Linked DNA regions of Homo sapiens: region 2 is linked to region 1. The links are chromatin contacts, found by Hi-C in ENCODE. All regions are on one chromosome and are shown on one strand. Each heading gives the region's core, a stretch centred on a gene start or an enhancer-like site at or near the end of the contact. The rest is flanking DNA. Distances are from core to core; before and after follow the strand shown.

What was found. A loop is a pair of places that touch in the nucleus more often than their neighbours do. Pooled maps may share reads with other maps.
Region 2: a map with no recorded cell type shows a loop between it and region 1 (6-fold over the local background). The contact joins the promoter of PDLIM1 here to the enhancer-like site in region 1. A Hi-C loop is called at or near these places in 2 of 37 single-sample maps with no recorded cell type and 2 of 50 pooled maps.

What each region holds. Positions count from the first base shown.
Region 1 is chr10:91,200,257-91,204,563 of GRCh38, forward strand. It overlaps a transcript of PCGF5 not described here. Among named protein-coding and RNA genes, the nearest start is that of PCGF5, 18 kb to the right of the region's middle. Within about 2 kb of position 1,300, at least 5 of the 41 ENCODE cell types and tissues checked have a DNase peak (open chromatin) inside an H3K27ac peak, as active enhancers do.
Region 2 is chr10:95,288,604-95,293,075 of GRCh38, forward strand. PDLIM1 (PDZ and LIM domain 1) reads right to left here and starts at 2,400. Exons shown (of 7, transcript NM_020992.4): 1 at 2,217-2,400. The coding sequence starts at 2,312. RefSeq lists an enhancer at 917-1,236 and silencers at 1,958-2,067, 2,088-2,187, 2,238-2,627, 2,678-2,757, 4,401-4,470.

The DNA.
Region 1 (4,307 bases), core at 50-2,549:
ACAGTGTCTGCTATAGGGGATTGCCTGAAACTGAACCAGAACTCTGGTATCCTGACTACTGACCAGGGTTCTTTATGCTGATTATTAATATCTTCCTACTCGGTGCCCAAAATTGTTCAACTAATCTAGTTAAGAGAGAGTGAGGGTATAGAAAGAACAGGGGATGTAGCCCCTTTCTGGGAAGTGCGCATATATGTTTGAAAGAAGAAGAGAAGATTTTATAAGCATTAATATCAACAGGTATGGATGAGATTGCATTGAAAGCTGTGCATTGCATTTGTCATTGTTGAGGTGCTGCTATAAGGGACTGTGCCAGAAGGGAAGGTGCTGTTTGTTTTGTTTTGTTTTTAAGATATTGAGTCTTGAACACAGTCTCAGTGGGAGATTTGAACATAATTGGCAGAGGCTGAGAGGCAGGATTGTGTACTGGTGAAGAGTTGGGGGCCTTTCTAGTGGGCAATCTAGTTTATCCTATATTCATCACTTTGTGGTCATTGGACAGTGGGCAAATTAAGCTTTGGTTTCTTCCTGTATACGGTGGGGCCAATTATAGAACCCAATTCATAAGGGTGTTGAGAGCATTCAATGAAGTAATTGATGTAAAAATATTAACCTAGAGCTTGCTGTGTAGGAGGTTGATAACATTAGCTGTGTTCGTGATTACTGTTGACAGAGGGAAGTGGAAAGGGGGAGGGTCAGGTGGGAGAATGGTCAGAGCTTGGGCAAGCACAAGATTCAAGAGGCAAATGGAAAAATAGTGTGAAGTGGAACTCCTGAGACACCAGGGAGGTGATGGGGAAAGTTTTATAAAAGTGAGAAGAGCTGCCCACTTAGACCACATTTTCATGGGAGCTGTCTTAGTTTGTTTTCTGTTGCTACAGCTGAATACCTGAGACTGGGCAATTTATAAAGGAAAGAAATGTATTGCTTACGTATCTGGAGGCTGGGACATCCAAGGGTGAGGTATCTGGTGAGGGCCTTCTTGCCGGTGGAGACCCTCTGCAACCTTCTGAGCTGGGCATCACATGGTGAGGGGCTGAGTGTGTCAGCTCAGGTCTCTCTTCATGTAAAGCCACTAGTCCTATCATGGTCCCCCCAGTGACATTACTAATCTTAATTACCTCCCAAAGCCCCACCTCTAAATGCCATCAACGTATGAATTTGAAGATTAAGTTATCAGCACATGAAATTTGGGGAACTCATTCAAATCATAAACAGGAGCTTAGGTCCCATCAAAGTGAAAGCTTACCAGGAAGCCCAATGTGTAAAAAAAATACGTAAACAGAGTTATGTGTTTGAAGGTGGAGTGGAGAACTATCTTCTCCCCTCCTCCCTCCACCCACAGCCCCTGAGGGAATTCTGAGAAACCCCAAGGCAGCAAGAACAAAAACAATGTCTGCAGAAAGATTTTTTAACACTACTGTAACACCTCATTTGTTCTGTATTGAGTTCATTTTCCAGAAAACCTTTTTTTTTTTTTTTTAAGAAACCCATCTTGGATGAAATTTTGTTTAAGTGTGTTACTTTTTTGCCTTCTTAACAAGGCTGAATGAAAACCTTTTAATCTGTTCTTGATGACTTTTGATCATAGTGATGAACATTTAGTTAAGGTTCTGTGCTTTAATGTGGTGATTTCCAACCTCAGAGTTTCTGAAGTGTTAGGACTGTTTACTGGCACTATGCTTTTGAAATTGTTAGAAGAAGCAGGGTGGCATCAAGGGAGGGTCCTGGACTTGGGAGCTACACTGTCCAGGATTATATCCAAGCCTTGCATTTTATTAGCATTGTGACCAGGTGTAACCACTGTTTGCCTCAATTTCTTCTTTCCCAAATTGAGAAGAATAATTGTACTCACCCCCTAGGATTATTGTGAGAAATAAATAAGTTTTTATATGTTCACTGCTTAGAACCATGCCTTCGTATAAAATGTGCTGTATAAGTGCTATGATGATGATGGTCGATGTATCTGTTTTTATGGTTCTTCTGTCTTTTTTGATGTAGTATGGTGGTTAAGCCTATAGACTCTGAAGCAAAATAACCTGGATTTGAATCCACCACCGTTGTGATCTGATTGTTTTAAGCTGATTAATTTTTGTGAACCTAATGATTTCAGTAAAACCCACCATTGTGACCTTGAGAGAGTTAATTTAATTCCCTGTGATTCAGTTTATTCTTCTGAAAAATGAGGCAAATAATACAAAGTAGTTAACAGGATTGTTGTGAGGATTAAATAGGATAAATTTGTAAGCTCTTAGCACAGTATTTGGCACATAGTGAGTAGTCATTGCATAGTAGTCATCGTTACTGTTAATTATTAAGAGTCTAAATGAGGGATACTGTAATATAATATACAGCCAGAAGTTGTTACTATATTTGACTCCTTAGAAGCCTTGAAAACTTCCTTCTTGTACTTAATTGGTTTCAGTAAATAGAGGTTATTAACTAATTATTGATCTTAAATAGTAAGTTATTTTCAATGTGCTTCTTAATGTTGGGGCAAGGGGTAGTTAGGCGAAAAGATTGGCCATTTATGCTATATAATATGCTTACTATCAAACTGTGACTCAACTTTTAGATGTATTTATGTTGAAGGAGTTAGATCATTCTTTGCTTAAAAGGTTGACATGATTAATGTTCAGATGAGGGGATATTTTCAAAGGAAGAAAAACAGTAAAGAAATGTGTTTGTGAAAATGACTAAAAACAATACAGGGTAAGCAGCAAATTTTCTGATGCAGAATACAGGCCAAACATGATTTAAAAAAGCAAGAAAGCAAACAAACAAAAATGGTGACTTTGCAGCCTTGATGGAGGTAGGGGCAGGGGAAGTGTTCAGCCACAATCTACCAGCAAACCCCTTGGTACTAAGCATTTTAAGGGCTAATTTAGGTCTCTAGAGCATGCCACTATCAAGACTAACCCATTCAGCAGGGCTTTGTATAGCCAAGGTTTTGTTGCATATTAAAATGTTTAGGAAAATTATCCAACATTTGGGAATAAGGCACAGGATGATTGCATGTCTTTTTAGCGTTTTCTTGGAGCACTTAAGACACCAGCCAAGGATCATGTAATTCTCTAGGAAAGTGTTCCTTTGTTTAACTTACTTTTTATTAGGATCCAGATTCTATGAAGTTAGATGTTAATTTGTAGATTGATCCCCTGCAAATGACTTCTGTCTGATAAAGAAGATAACCCCAAAGGTTATAGTTTTATTGCCCTATAGGATAGTAACTAGTTTTATTTCTAAATTAGCAATCTTATTTCAGTATTCTGTATTTCATTGACTGTATACACTTCAGTCTTTCCTGTATTACATTGAACCAGATGTGCCATCCTGCTGAGTTAAAATAAATTTTTGACATATGCTTAATATATATTTGTACAAGACTCATGTTTTTAATTTCTTGAAAACTACATCCTGATAAACCAATTACCTATATTAATGGAAATTTTCTTTCCTATTGTTTTCTCCGTTCTCTTAACATTTTTCATTTCCATTGTAAATTTGAAATTGAAATAAATTTTATAGATCCTTTATTCTTTTAATATAGGAAATTTGTCAACAACAAAAACAAGTGTATATATTTAAAAGTTTTAAACCTGATTGTTTTAGGCTGTTTAATTTTTGTGAACCTAATGATTTCAGTCAGGCCCACATTTCTGAAATGAGCGTTATGTCAGTGTAAGCTAATTTAACACTTTTATGCAGTTTTCATAAGTGATTGTACAACTATTTGATGTTTATTGTTGAGTTTGTGAAGCATGACACCACAAAATCATAAAAATGTTCTAATATCTGTAACCAGAACTACAGATAAGGTAGTGATAACATTTAGAGAACATGTTTTTGAATAGTGATTTGCTTTTATAAAGATTAAACTTTTAGAATTATGAATATAATGTTTAATTTGCATAAGTTTATGTCTACTCTTTACTCCTCATAAAATATTCTGACAAGCTTTGCAATAGGGAAGAGGGCTGTTAGGGATGTCTTAGATGGGATTCCAGCATTGGATAATAAATTGAACTTATTGGATTAGGTTTTAATTAAACCTTAATCTGAATTAAGGTTTTCATTTAAAAAAAAACCCTTACATTAGTCTTTCCTCCTTTTGTTAGATGATTGCACTCAAGTAACTGTCTTATATACTTTTAACTAATATTTACTTCATAGATATTAATTTAATTCTTCTAGAATGCAGACTCTATGATGACCAGGCCAGGTCTATTTTATTTACTATTGTGTTCCAGGCACATTTTCACAAACAGCCTGTTTGGAAGTTACTAAAACACAGAATAAGTGGATAT
Region 2 (4,472 bases), core at 1,150-3,649, 4.1 Mb after region 1:
GCTCAAGCAAGAAGACACTGGACCAGCACCAGATCTCAGATGGCCACACCAGGGTCCCTTTATGACAATGACTTTCCCATTCCCATGAGGTGAACAGGCTCACAATTTTTCCATGTATTAATAAGGAGCTGAAGAGAAACAAATAAATTACTGTCAGCATGAAAATGTTACCTCTTCTGAGTCACTTCCACTTTTCAATTAAAGCACCTGCCAAGGGCATTATAAAGATTAGTTTCCATCACTAGACCATGAACACCTTGAGAATGGAGCTGTGCCCTCTCATTTCTGAGGCGTTTGCACAGTTTCTGGAATATGATACGTGCTCATTAAACACGTGCACACGCCATAAATAAATAATATAAATAATAAATGAGTGAATATATGAAGGTAAAAACCAATGAATTCACAGTGTGGTGTTTTCCACCCCATTCCATCATTCACTCATGCATTAAGACTTTTAAAAGCAGCTAAAGTGAAAGGCAGTAACTGCCCTTTTAACAGATTGCCAATACATCCTCCACTACTTAAAAAAGGGTTTCATGTCATATATAAATCTCAGAAGTGGAGAGGGCTGACAGGTTAATTATAGACACAAAGAACAGGGACAAATGGACTATGAGGTAAGCGAGTTGAAATGTGCAGACACAATGTCCTCCCTGGACAAGCATTTATTAATAAGCCTGCAAGGATTTACCCAGCCCGGCCAGGTACAGGTCTGCTACCAGGCTCGGGGACGATTCTGGGGAAGGCACAGTTCCTGCGCTTGAGGAATTAGGCTGGTGGCTGGAAAGGCAGTGTGTACCTTTGAGAATAATCAGAGGTCTCTGTGGGACGAGGCAAACAGGTGGAAGATAAGGCCCAAAAACTGGCCCGCCTACTCTTTTAGGGGGGTGAGATAGAGAAGACCTCCTCACTGGGCCAGGCCAACCGGGAAAGAAGCATGGGTAGGACTGTGGCTGGCAGACAAGTCAAGAGGAGGCCACCAATTCTTCTCCTGCACCTCCCACCAAACTCCTTCAGCTGCTGGACGCAGGAGCTTGAGTCAAAAGGATCCATAAGGATATTTCCCTTTCTTCTCCACCCTTCCCCCAACCCCAAGTGAAAAAGAAGGATGTTTAGAAAGTCTGGGAGACAAGCTGAAGGGCAGCTTCAGCAGGCAGATGAGCCCAAGAATGGAATGTGCCGCCTACAGGCAAGGAGTGGCCATGGGTGGGGAGAAAGGGGACTTCTTTTTCTCCCTTTCCTCATTCGAGGTACTTACTGAGTCTCTTCTTGGTGCCCAAGCACTGAACGTGACATCTCTTAGTGGGACATCAACCTGTGTTTGGCCAGATTAAATGGCCAAAGCCCAGACCTCTGAACACTGAGTCTGGGTCTCCCTGGGGGTTTCACTTTATTAGGGGGGCAATGGTTCTGGTGGCCCCTGATTCAACGTGAGTCCTTCTAAAGATCCGAAGCCCCTCTTAGATTTCAAGCACCTCAACCCCACCCCAGGTGGACACCCCATCGCAGTATCTACTCATGCCCTGAGAAAAAAGGGCTGGTGCGGGGAGGGGAAAGAGATAATCTGGGAATGCTAGGAAGAATGACGGCGGGGCCACGTTCTGCAGAGGGGAGAATGACCAAGAGGGTTTACTTGAGTTTGTTTGTTGTGTTTATTTCCCGAATCCAGCACATTCTCCAAAAGCCATTCGAGGGGCGAGCCTCGGCCGTGGGTCAAGTCCAAAGAGCGTGTTTCGGTTGTTTTTTTAGGTTAATCCCACTTGCCCCCCACCCCAGTAAACTTCCCACCCACCCCACCTCACTTTCCAGGTCTTTCCTGTTGCGTTCGGCTGCACTGCGATCTGGGAAGAAGGGAGAAGTGCCATCTCCCAGCGCGCGGGATCTGCGGGGACCCTCGTCCCCTCGCTGGTTGACAAAGAACTAACACCCGCCCCGCCGCGCTTCCGGGGCCAAAGAACGAAAACTGCCTTCTTTTTTTCTGGCGGACACGGAGCGCGCCCGCGGCGGGCCGACCAGCCCGGGAGCGCAGCCTCCGCGAAGGGGCGGCGGGGAGCGGCGGGGCCCGGGCGCGCGGAGAGCGCTCAACTAACAGCGCACCTGGACGCGCCCGGCTGCGGTTCCGACTCCGTCCCCGACCGCGCCCGCGGGGCCCCAGTCTCCGCATATCACCTCCCATAGCGCCCCGCTTCCACGCACGTCCCAGCTGCTCTTACCCGGGAAATGGCGAGAGGCTGCTCGAAGTCCTTGCCGCCCACGAGGCGGAAGCCCCACGGCCCCGGGCCCTGGAGGTCTATCTGCTGGGTGGTCATGGCGCGGCTGTGGCGGGCGACGACCCGCGGGGACAGACGGGCAGGACGCGCGGAACAGCTTGCAGGGCACCCCCGGCGGCTGTCGGAGAAAGAGCGGCGCGGCGCGGGCCCGGGGAGCCTGGGGCTGGCGGGGGCAGGGCAACCGCGAGGGCCAGGGCGGGGGCGGCTCCGCCCAGGCCGCGTAGCCGCCCGCCGCCCCGCCCGTCCTCCCGCCCGCAGCCGCTCCCCGCCCTGCGCGCCGGCCTGGGGGCCCTGGCCCGGAGTCCCGCCGAGAGAGCGCGAGTCAGATGCGGGGCCGGGGCTCTCAGCAGCTCTGCCCGGGACCCCACACCGCCTCCCTCCCTCCTGTACGCACGGCCGCACCGCGGCTCTCGGGCCCGGGGCGGGTGCTAGGTGAGAGGGAAGCAGGTCCTGACAGCGAGACAAACTCGCGCCTCGTGCTTTGTAAAACGAGAAATTTGAAGTGCTGTGCCAAGTCAGCCCTCTGAGGTCGGCTCCGACTTCCCATTTGCTTTTTGTAATCGGTAATGATGTTTAAAAGGTGCTTTCGAACGATCTCATTTGATGCTGAGGCAACCGGGACGTTTAGTCCCATTTTACAGATGAAGTAACTGAGTCTGCTCAGTAGGTGAGAAGACTTGCCCGACGCTACACCACTCGTCAGCATCTGGACCACTGCCCGGGCCCAGTGCTGCAGAACCCCATCCTGGAACTTTTATAATGCTAATGAGACCATCACTCAGGTTATAACTGAACTTCAAGGCCTTCCTAGAAATCTTTCCTCCAGGCTGGAGTTCATGGTAGGTTCTGACCTCAACAGTTCAAACCTCAAGTTTGGGGCGGGCCAAGGGCCAAGTCAATGCAAAAGAAGAGCTGAGTCCGGGACCTGGATTCCCAGCCTCCCACCAGCTTCCTAGCCAGGCTCCCCCTGACGCCCTCCCGGTGGAGTGCATTCTCCACGCCGGACCAGACCATTTCTCATGCTGTCCATGGCGTCCCCACCTCACCACCAGTGAAAACCCAGATCCTTACAATGCCTACAAGGCCACCCCTAGAATGGCCCCAACTCCCTCTCTGACCCCAACTCCTCCTGCCCTTTCCTCACCTGCCCCCCAGTCTGCCAGGCTGTGCTCCTTGCTCCTAACTCAGGGCCTTGCCTCAGGGCCCTGTCTGCAATGCTGTTCTCCCAGACATCCCCACCACTCTCTGTCATTTTCTAGGGGCCGGACACGTGGCTCACGCCTGGAATCCCGGCACTTTGGGAGGCTGAGTCAGGAGGATCAGTTGAGCCCAGGAATTCTAGACCAGCCCCAGCAACACGGCAAGACCCTGTCTCTACAAAAAAATTTAAAAAAATAAAAATTAACCAGGTTTGGTGGGGCACACCTGTCCCAGCTTCTAGGGAGACTGAGGTGGGAGGATGGCTTGAGCCGGAGAGGTCAAGGCTGCAGTGAGCTGTGGTCGTGCAACTGTACTCCAGCCTGGGTGACAGAGTGAGACCCTATCTCAAAAACTAAAAAATAAAAAAAATGCAAATGTCATTTTCTGAGGTCATCTCTGAGCATCATTTAAGATATCCTCTCTAGAATGCTCTATTACCTTCCCCTGCCTTATTTTTTTCTTTTGTATGTATCACCATCTGGCATTCTCTATATTTTGTATATTTATTTGTTCCACCCCCACTCTTAAGCATTAATTCCATAAGGACAGGGGTTTTTATCTGTTTAGATCACTGCTGTGCCCCAGTGCCTAGAATAGTGCCTGGCACATAGTACTTAATGTATATAACACATTGGCCATCCTCAGGACCACTTACCCTCTCTGGGCCCAGTTTCTTCGCAGTTTTCTTGGCACCCATTCATCCTGGTACCCAGGCCCCAGCACAGTGCTTGGCATAGAGCCCATGCTCAATGAGTTTGTTCCCTGTGCAGCTCTGTCTCCCTGTGATCCTGGCCTACCTACTGAAGAGCCCTGTGCACAGATTTACACATAAAAAGATTATCTTGCTTGTCCAATTGTGTGACAGCACAAATGCCTATGTTTGGGAATAGTTTGTTTGCTTTTAGAAATCCAAGTGGAGGGCCGGGCACGGTGGCTCACACCTGTAATCCCAACACTTTGGGAGGCCAAGGTGGGCGGATCACCTGAGGTCTGGAGTTC